Linked DNA regions of Homo sapiens: region 2 is linked to region 1. Evidence: read pairs that join two places in POLR2A ChIA-PET (ENCODE). Cell type or tissue: Panc1. All regions are shown on one strand. Links, peaks and the distances in the headings refer to the core of each region. The heading gives the core; the rest is flanking DNA.

The links. ChIA-PET counts read pairs that join two places held together with the same protein. Peaks named below come from ENCODE experiments on the same cell type or tissue, not always from the same donor. Only the 100,000 strongest peaks of a DNase experiment are listed, where the experiment ranks them.
Region 2: POLR2A ChIA-PET joins it to region 1 with 7 read pairs; 1 of 35 experiments calls an interaction of 5 or more read pairs at or near these places.

The regions. Positions count from the first base shown.
Region 1 is chr10:29,794,810-29,800,191 of GRCh38, forward strand. No RefSeq gene overlaps it. Among named protein-coding and RNA genes, the nearest start is that of SVIL, 160 kb to the left of the region's middle. In Panc1, for the core only: no CTCF peak of the experiment used is centred there; no DNase peak of the experiment used is centred there; H3K27ac peaks cover 4,207 bases.
Region 2 is chr10:29,276,163-29,281,544 of GRCh38, forward strand. No RefSeq gene overlaps it. Among named protein-coding and RNA genes, the nearest start is that of LYZL1, 10 kb to the right of the region's middle. In Panc1, for the core only: no CTCF peak of the experiment used is centred there; no DNase peak of the experiment used is centred there; H3K27ac peaks cover 3,322 bases.

The DNA of each region.
Region 1 (5,382 bases), core at 230-5,229:
TACTCCCACACTGGATTGTTAGAAACGTTTCACTGAACAATATCCTTTTAACTTACCGCAGTTCTTCTGGCAGAGAGAGAGGAGAGAGAGAGAGAGGGAGACAGAGAGAGGCCTGCACTTCTCTGAAATTATCCTTCCACAACAATGCACTATCTTTTCCTAATAAGGCCGTCCACACTCTCAGACAGAATTAGCCACATAATGCTGTGCAGCTATTCAAGTTCTCTATGCCACGGAATGTCCGACACCAAAATGACAAACATCTATTTATGTGTTTAGTGATAACAGTGTTTATCTACCATTCAATCACTTCTCTTACATCTTACAAAAAAAGGCTCTGCTCTTGGTAATGATCCTGGCCTGAATTTCTCCCAACCAAACATGGGAACTCAAAAGTTACCACCAATGCTGTCTAAAGTTATAGCACGCTTTCCAAATGGGCCTATTTTTGCCATTTTAAAGCTGAAGATAACAAATAGTTAATGAGCGAGGCATTCATCTGGAGGTGGTGGTAGCAGAAGAATGAGTTTATTCTGGCCACGGGCCTGGAACGAAATCTCTTTTCTCCTTCGAGTGGCATTTTATTATGTTCGAGGTGCATTCTCTTTCTGGTTTGTCCCAAACTAAATTGAGTATGGAATGCACTCCAGTACAAACAGAACCCAGCTTGCTTGATAATAAAACTGGGGCTGGGCCTGCTGGTAATATATTGCAGTGTTATAGTCAAAAGTCTTTCTGGAGGAGAAAGAAAAAGCCAGAGTCATTGTTGATATGTATGAAAACCAGGAGTTGTTCAAGGATGCAGATCCATCCCTTTCCTTCCCTGCATTCTCCGAGTGGAGAGGGGTGATTTGGTGATGCAGTTTGATGAATTCTCAAGGGACAACTGTCTCAGAGAACTCAGGGAGCAAGACAGGGGAAAAGTAGTTGGGGATAGGAAGAGAGAAGAAAAGGTAAGACATTAATGCTGGAGAAGGCAGCAGGCAGGGAATGTCTTTCCGTAGGAGTTACTGGAAAGATTTGAGAGAGATTTTTCTGATCCAAAGACTCTGGGCAAAGAATACATCTGTCTTTCTTTTCCTTAAAAGAGATAGGTGTCTTAGGAAGACTTTGGTCTGGGAATAAAGTCTTTTGCTAATTCTCAATCACACAAAGAATATTCATTTGTTAGGCCAGGTGGAAGATCGCCCAGAAGGAAGTAATAAACTTGCTAACGGAGACTAAGAAATCTCTGTGATCTGATCAGCATGGAATGTCACGAAGGAAACTGACTTGGGCATGGGGATGACTGAGAGTTGAGTTTTGAGATAAACTGGAGGTGTGGCCACAGAAAAATGATTTGAGGACTCTGTGACTCAGTTTCTCCACCTGTAAAATGAGGGAGTTGTACCCAACGATCTAGGATTCTTCTTGAATCCACATTCCATGACTCTGGTCATGGTGAAGACCCAGCCCAGCAAAAGGAAGGTGCTGTTCCTCCCAGAATCCTGCTCAAGGACCACATCCCACTGCTGTGAAATGGGAGACATTGAGGTTCTTCCAAACATCATGAAACCCAACTGAAGCTGCAGGAGGTCAAGGCTCAATAGCAGCCTTGGCTTTGACTTTTGCATTGAAAGCCCAGATGGAAGAGACAGGCTCTTCTTCTGTGGTGTGAAATCCAACCCCTATCCCACTTGCTTAGCAGCACCATGCTGAAGTGATGTAACTATTAAAATGATGGTGATGATGATGGTATTACTACTGATAACCAGAGATAACACTTGATGAACACTTACTATCAGATGAGCCCCTTTCTAAGCACTTTACAGGTATTAAGTCATTTATCCTCTCTACAACTTTTGTCTTCAGTTTTACAGATGAAGACATCAAGACATGAAAAGCTTGGGTAACTTGAGTTAGGTCAGGCAGCTATTCAGCTGTGGGGCTGTAATTTGCTCTCCATCAAGCAATTGCAGTCAACACCATTCCTGTTTATATACTACTTTGTGACATCTCTTTTTGTCGTCTTGTATTGCATCTCTGCTTCAACTCTTCAGTGGCTCCATGTCACCTCGATTAAAAGATAAAAGCCAACCCCTTGGTAAGGAGCATCCTCTGACTGGATCATGCTCCCTCCCTGCCCTGTTTTTCTTGCCTAGTAACCAACCCACCTCCATGTCCACCTGGCAAATCCCTGCCCAGTCTTTGGGTCCTGCACAGGTCTTTTCTATGGTTTGAATACATGTGTCCCTCCAAATTTGCATGTTGGAAATTAACTCCCAAGGTCATGGTATTAGCGGTGGGGCCCTTGGAGGTGATTAAACTACGAGAGCTCTGCCCTCATGGGAAGGATTAGTGCCCTTATGCTGGGGCTTGAGGAAGAGCGGTTACCCCTTTTTTGCCATTTTGCCCTCTGTCCATTTCGGTATGTGAGGACATAGCATTTGTCCCCTCTGGGGGACACGGCAACAAAGCACCATCTTGGAAACATAGAATGAGCCCTTACCAGACACAAAATCTGTCAGTGCCTTCATCTTGGACTTCTCAGCTTTCAGAACTGTGAGAAATAAATTTCCATTATTTATAAATTATCCAGTTGGTGGTATTTTGCTATAGCAGCAGGAATGGAGCCAGACACCCTTCTAGGTAGACTTTTCGGATTCCTCCAGGCAGAAGGAAGCGCTTCTTCCCATGTTTCCCCACATTCTCTCCATTCAACCACCTCTCTGTTACAGGTCTGACCTCCTAGTACTAGAACTGCCTGCTTGTGTCCTATCTGTTTCCCCACTGGACTGGGAGCTGCACTGGATCTTATATATTTTTGTCTTCCCAGTGTCTTGAGCATAGTGGGCTTTCAATAAATATTTGCCGAATTGAATTATATTACTATGTAGTCTTGGATTTACATGCCTTCCCAAGTCAAATTTTAGATCATAAATCCTTGGAAGGCAAACATAAATCCTCTACAGTACATGTCCTAGAGCTGGGAGCATTGCTGATGCTAAGTAAATATTTATTAGGTGGTTGAGTAAATAAACAAGTACTTTCTGGAAAGGCTTTGACATAAAATAAGTAAAACGGAAACTTTGATCCAGTTATCAGGAGAAACACCCAATTTGGGGGATAATATCCACAGAGGTAACCAATGAGCTTGAAATGGTGGATAGTGAAAAATGAGGACATTGTTTCAGGAACAAAGAGCAACTAAAATGTTGCACAAGGAATATTGTGTTTTTTTTTTTCGAGACAGAGTCTCACTTTTTCACCCAGGCTGGAGTGCAGTGGCACGATCTCGGCTCACTGCAACCTCTGCCTCTTGGGTTCAAGCAATTCTCTGCCTCAGCCTCCTAAGTAGCTGGGATTACAGGTGCCTGCCACCACGCCCGGCTAATTCTTGTATTTTTAGTAGAGACAGGGTTTCACCATCTTGGCCGGGCTGGTCTTGAACTCCTGACCTCGTGATCCACCTGCCTCAGCCTCCCAAAGTGCTGGGATTACTGGTGTGAGCCACCGTGCCAGGGTGGAATACGGTCCTTTAGATTAGGAGAAGAGACTTATGAGTGTAGCATTAATCGATGTTTCATGCAATGAGAAATCTGTCTCCAAATTTTATTTTCCTCTTGAGATTGTACTGTTTACATTAAGCCAAAACCACTTTGATGCATTCATGCCATTGACTATTTTTTCTGCTAAATTTCAAGAAAGATAGCCAGGTGTGGCAGTTCGAGACCAGGTTGGGCAACATAGCAAGATCTCATCTCCAAAAAGAAAAAAAAATCAAGAAAGAAAATGCTTCCAACAGTCTACAAAGATAAACATACTTTCTTTATTGTCTCTTTGTCCAGTTACTTTCAAATAGTTCTACAGAATGCAATGTATTGAGATTTCTGGCCATGGAAAAAAACTTCTCACAATCTACAGATAAAAATCTTGAAAAGTTAGGCAAAACCACAGAGGAAATGTTTAAACAATAATAGATTCCTTATTTTCTTTTTTTAAAGGCTTAAACATTTATTTAAAGTAATTCTTATTTTCCACTTAATGTCATTTAAAAGGAGACTTCGGAATAAGATTTTCTTATAGGGCCCCAACTTAATCTATTACCCCTTAGAAACCCCTCACTCCCCAGAGATGGTCTCAAAATTTGGGTGGGAGTTTGTTGTTGCTGTTGCTTTTAGGTGGAAATGACTCTGTGGCCCATTTATTTATTTCTCATTTACTTCAAAAGATACAGTCCTGGAGGAGAAGAGATGAGCAAATCCAATGTGTGCTTTAAATATTTTCGTAATTGTTTCTGTATGTGTTTCTGGAAAGGGACTTTTTTTTTTTTTTTTGCTAAAGAATAGTCAAGAATATTACTGGCAGATGGAGTCCATCTGGAAAAGTGTTTAAGAATCATAGACTTTTTGTCTTAACAGGGGTTGATGGTCTGGTCCGACCTTTTCAGATGAGGAAACTGAGACCTCTCAGGGGTCTTGCAGAGGAGATGCCAGATGCAGGCAGAGTGGGGGATCCCATCCAGGTTTCCCAGTGCCCAGTCCAGTGGGCCTGCTGACAGTGCCGTGGCCTCGCAGAGTAGCTCTGCTTGTTTATCGTGACTTTGAAGGAAATCATTGGTTTAGGAAAACTCCTACACTATGGAGATTCTTTGTCAAAAAATATCCTAGATAATAAATCTACTTTATAAGCATGTGCGTTGTTGAATGGCAGGAAATGGAGAGGAAGAGGCACAGAAGTGAAGCCAGGAATGGGACAGCACATGAGCTAAAAATAAATAAATAAATAACTCTTGGCTGGATATGGTGGCTCACACCTGTAATCCCAGCACTTTAGGAGGCTGAGGCAGGTGGATCACCTGAGGTTGGGAGCTCAAGACCAGCCTGGCCAACACAGTGAAGCTCCGTTTCTACTGAAAAAAAAAAAATAAAAAATAAAAGAAAAACATTAGCTGGGCATGGTGGCACGCGTCTGTAATCCCAGCTACTCGGGAGGCTGAGGCAGGAGAGAAGCGCTTGAACCCGGGAGGTGGAGGTTGCAGTGAGTGGAGATCACGCTACTGCAGTCCAGCCTGGGTGATAGAGCAAGACTTTTTTTCAAAAAACAAAAAAACTCCTACAGGGACTTTTTGAAACACTAATTTAAATCATGGTTTTGTTTGTTTGTTTGTTTTTTAAGTCATCCATTGATGAAAAAAGATGACAGGCTCTCTAAGCCTTATAAATCATAGAATACTGGCCAAATAAATACAGCATAAAGTTGGTTAGGAAGGATGAGATTTGAAAATAGATGCAAGGTAGGTAAAGAATGTTCGTGCTAGACCCGAATAGCATACGTTTAAGTCTCTCGTTACAATGGAAGTGTTGAAAAGAATTAGAAATGAATTATATACAAATGGGCAGA
Region 2 (5,382 bases), core at 138-5,137, 520 kb before region 1:
TTGTATTTTTAGTAGAGACGGGGTTTCACTATGTTGGCCAGGCTAGTCTCGAACTCTTGACCTCAAGCGATCCACCCACCTTGGCCTCCCAAAGTGCTGCGATTACAGGCGTAAGCCACCACACCCTGGCTGGCTTCTTTACTGCAACCTGTTTTATCAGCAAGGTTTTTATGACCTGTATCTTGTGCTGACCTCCTGTCTCATCCTATGACTAAGAATGCCTAATGATCTGTGAATACAGTCCAGTCGGTCTCAGCCTCATTTTACCCAGCTGCTGTTCAAGACAGCATTTGCTCTGGTTCAAATGCCTGTGACAACTTGTCTAGTTTACTGCTTCCCAGGCTCAAAGCTACAAGAGTAGGTCCAGGGTGCTCTTCAGCCCTCATTTCTGCAGCAGCAAAGATGAAAGTCAGACAAAATAAGCCAAAAAGTGCTGAACTATGACGGCTAAGTCCTCAGGGGTTTATTAGACTTTACTTCCCTCGGACATTGAGAAAAGTCTTCAGCTGAAGTCCATTAAGCAAATTGAAACACTGGAGAAAAATAAACATAGATTGAGGTAGATAGCAGTTTTATGAGAGCAAGGAAGCATTTAGTTCTAACAAAGCTCCCGTCTGTTACTTGGACTCTTGGATGCTCTTAAAACTCTTAAGATACTGTTCTCTCCAAGATATTTCTTTATGACTGCTGGCAGTCATAAAAGAAAGTTAATAGAATTTTTTCCCCCACAAATACAAAATCTGGTACAACCAAAAATAAAAATATAATCACATTGTTTCTCAGTACAATTCCTGACACCAAGCCATTTGTCCTTGTGTCTCCAGACAGGGAATTAAATAATAAACCCAAGACTGTGGTATATTGGGTACATGCCACATAGTGCTTGGACTTCAGATGAAACCAAACCACACTAATATACACTTCCCCCAAAGTGGAAACCTGTATGTTAGAGAATCACTTCAAATTCATACTTTGGGGGAATGATTAGCAATATCTGAAAAACAAGACATTTTATTTCCAAATCTTTAATAATGCAAAATTAAAAAAAACCTTTTGTTGCACCCCTGTGATGTGCAATGTTGGGCCTATGACACATGCGAAGAAGGTGAACAAAAGATTTATATGCAAATCACCTTTCTTGCAGATGATTCCGTGCATTTATTTTAGGCATTTAAAAATAAAGTCACCACTTGGACTTTGTCTCCAAGGCAAGGAATATTCCCTCAGGGCGATGACTTTCAAAGCTCTACGCATGCATATTTTCCTAAGGGACAGGGGTGAAGCCAGCATTAGGTTTTTCCATTTCACATTCTGTGGCATATTCAGAGGCCCTGCTCTCTTCCTCACCTTGTCCTGAGGTTATGGAAACAGAGCCTGGTGCCAGCCTCATTCTCCAGCAGATCCACATGCATGGCCTTGTTCCTCTCCAGGGGGCGGGGCTGCAGAAGATGGAGGAGGTGAAATACAGATTTAGTCCTTGGATTTTCTAAGCCAAGTAAATTCAATATTTCAAAACATTCTCACATTTTAAAAGGCTCGAGCTTTCTAAATACTGCAAAATTATTTACTTCCAAATATTTCCAGCCTTGCTTCATACTGAACATATATGTGCATAATTACAGACATTACATATTTCCAAAGAAATAAGGGGGGAGCAAAACCCCTGAGTCATCTAAACTCATTACAAGTGAGAACTATTGTTTTGCAGAAATGTCACAGTATTTTCTTAAAGGGAAAAAAAGCAAGTTGTACTAATTTTGTAATAGATAAAAGCAAAATTTCCTCTTTTATGTGCAATTGGTTCCAAAGGAGAGTCTCTCTGAAATATAAATGGCCAAAGTCTCCCTCAGCCCAAGTAAATATCTCCCAAAAGAGCCCATAATAATCTCAGAGCTAGCTGCTGCTCTCTTGACACTGAAAATCAAATTAAATCTGATTATCCTTTCTAGCAGGGCACGGGAAAGACATAACCAGTTTAAACCCACAGAAACCCCGAGCTTCATTTTTGCCAATCATTCTAACATTGTCTCCCTTGAAATCTTTCACAAGATGTGCCTTGAAAAAACAAAATGGGCTAATTTGGCTCCTCCTGTGCTGTCTTTTCTCACTGGTTAGTGAAGACACTATGGCATGCATTGTGCAGAAACCAGAGACAAGAGGTTCAAATACTCCACAAACCAGATTACCAGCCAAAGGAAAAATCTAAAGGAGCAAGAGTTTCCCCAAACCCCCAAATGAAATTAGAAATAATAACCCCCTGGAAGTGCCCAAGGTCTTTAACATTTGTGGAATGCTTGGTTAATATCAAATATTATGACCACATGTGTGTTAGCAGGCAGAATTCCCACTCAACCCTGGAGTCTTGACTTTTCTCATGCAACCTCACTAGTGGCAGAAACTCTGCTGTGAAAACCTAGATTTGTAATTAGCATTATCTCCTGTTAAAAAGACTATGTGTACAACAAAGTGTAGAATTCTATGCTGTGTAAAATATGGAGTTTAATTATAAAATGGGGAGCCTGAGGGGTGGGGGTGCCTTCTCAAATGGGGCTGGTGACCCACTGCCCTTGGAGTGGAAGATAAATGGGGACCAGCCTTCTGAGCACTCAGAGGTTTGGGAGGGGCAAGGGGATCTGATTAAAGTAGACGGAGAAATTTTTTTTTGCAGAGATTGTGAAAAAAATGACAACTTCTAAGGGGGACAGAATGCCTTTATTCAACATCAGCCACCATGAGCAGAAGCACACTTCTCAATTACAGCTGACCCTTGAACGCCAGGGGTTTGAACTGTGTGGGTCCACTTACCTTCAATTTTTTTTCAGTACGAGTTGCACATAGTATGCCTGACTCTTCTGCTTCCCCTTCTACCTCCTCCACCTCTGCCACCCCTGAGACAGCAAGTCCAACCCCTCCTTTCCCCCCTCCTCCTCAGCTTACTCAACATGAAGACAACGAGGATGAAGACATTTACAATGGTCCACTTCCGCTTAATGAATAGTAACTATATTACTTTTCCTTGTGATTTTCTTTTTCTTTCTTTCTTTTTTTTCCAGAGTCTCACTGTGTCACCCAAGCTGGAGTGCAGTGGCGTGATCACAGTTCACTGCAGTCTTGACCTCCTGGGCTCAAGTGATCCTCCCACCTCAAGCCTCTCAAGTAGATGGGACTTCAGGTGCAAGCCATCGTGCCTGGCTGATTTTTGTATTTTTTGTAGAGACGGGGTCTCACTTTGTTGCCCAGGCTGGTCTTGAGCTCCTGGCCTCAAGTAGTCTCCCCACCTCAGACTCCCAAAGTGCTGGGATTACAGGTGTGAGCCACCACACCCAGCTGTGATTTTCTTAATAACATTTTCTTTTCTCGAACTTCTTTTATTACAAGGATACAGAATAGAATACATATACCCTACAAAATATGTGTTAATCAACTATTTATGATGTCGGTGAGGCTTCCAGGCAACAGTAGGCTATTAGTTGTTACGTTTAGGGGGAGTCAAAAGTTATAGATGGATTTTTGGCTGTGTGAGAGTTGAGGCCCCTTTTATTCAAGGATCAACTGTAATTTGAATGATGGATATTGGGCAATGGCAATAATTTGCTCTTCTTGTTTAGAATTGTGCTATACTAACACTGCTATATTAACAAAGGAACATGATGACATGTGCTTTCATTTTACACTGATATGAGCCGGTTATGTGGACAGTTGCATCTCCGGATTAAATGATAGTTTATTATTATTCATTTGTTGACTGAGCGCCCATAACCATGTCCTATTAACTCAATATTCATTAAGCTCTGACTGAGTGTCTGGCACTAGGACTCTCTTTCTCGGAGCAAGTCACTCGATCACAAATATTGACTCAACAAGCACTTACCAAATGCTTAACTTGGAGCCAAACTTTGTGCTACACATTAAAAAGGCAAAAAAGTAACTCCCTGGACCTCAGCTTTTTTTAATCTGTAAAGGAAGGTACTGGACCACAACAATTTTGGGGGGTTGCCTCCGGTTTTTAAAAAAACAAGAAATCTCATTTTGGTTTTGTTTGTTTATAAATAATTACCTTTAATTTATAAACTCCAAGAATCTAGATTCATTATTGCGGCTTCTCCTGATTCTAAATTAGACATTCGAAAGGTCACCAGATGATTCCATGCTCACCGTTGGAGCCCGCCAGCACTGGGAGATCGATGTGAACTGGAATTTTCAACACATGCTTACAAATTACTGCAAACCCCAGATACAATAAACACATGACAGAGAGGGAATTGAGATCCTTAGAATCATTTCATAAAACGCCTTTCCCACTTGATAATGGCAACATAATCAGGATTCCAGCAGAGACGGGGCCCTCCTGTGTGAGGAGGAGCTCAAGGCTGGAGGTGGTGGGGTTGGTGCCTCCTGTCCCTCTTATCCGTCTCAAAGTAACAATCATTTTGCCATTGACAGGAGCCCACAGTTGTAAGCCTGCTGGGTTTCTGATTTTTCTTATTCTGGGAGTGCACGGTTGGATTAAATGATGGAAAAAATCATGCCACACAGACATTTTCCTTTGAAGATGTTAAGGAGAGTTCAGCCACAGTGCAAGTTCTTTCTGCATTTATCTTGGACTTTAAAAAAAAATTGGAAATGGCTATAACATGACATGCTGACATATGAGAATAAAAATGGGAAAGATCTGTAAAGATGTTGGCAAAGAAAAGAGGTCTACCAATGAGTGGGCATTTGTAGGAAAAAAAGTAGCAAAATGCATTGGGCACAGGACTGAATGTTCACACACACATGCACACAAATACGTACACACTCACATACAGACACACACATAGCAAGAGAGATTCTCCAAGGGTTAGAGCACCAATAACTGAAGAAATTCCTGGGGTACCACAAAGGTAGGGAATTTGTGTTTCATGGAGTAATGCGTGTTATCCTACTGTCCTGAACTGTGTGTGCCTAAAGGATTTTGGAGTGTTTGGGATCCTGGAAAATTTTCTGCAAGCATTTGGCAAATGTTGAAAATGTCATGGAATTGAAATAATTTTTAACAGACCCAGTGCAAGATGAGTGTGGCGTGGAAGACGCTGAAGGATTCATGTCATATCCATCCACCTGCCTCCAGGCTGGGCAGAACACAGCCTGCAGAAAAGCTATTTAACTTAGCAGGCTCAAAAGTAGCAGTTCTTAACATTGTGAAAGTCCCACGTTCCTTTGAGAATTTGGTCAAATTTAGAGTGTGTCACCAGAAAAATGAACATGAATACCCCCACTTAAATTTACAGGTTTTTTAGATCACTTGAAACCTTGGACAAAGAACTCCTACCATTATTAGAAAATATCCCTAGACCTTATTGATGAATGAATCTTTATGCTGAAGGGCCTCACGTTTCCTCA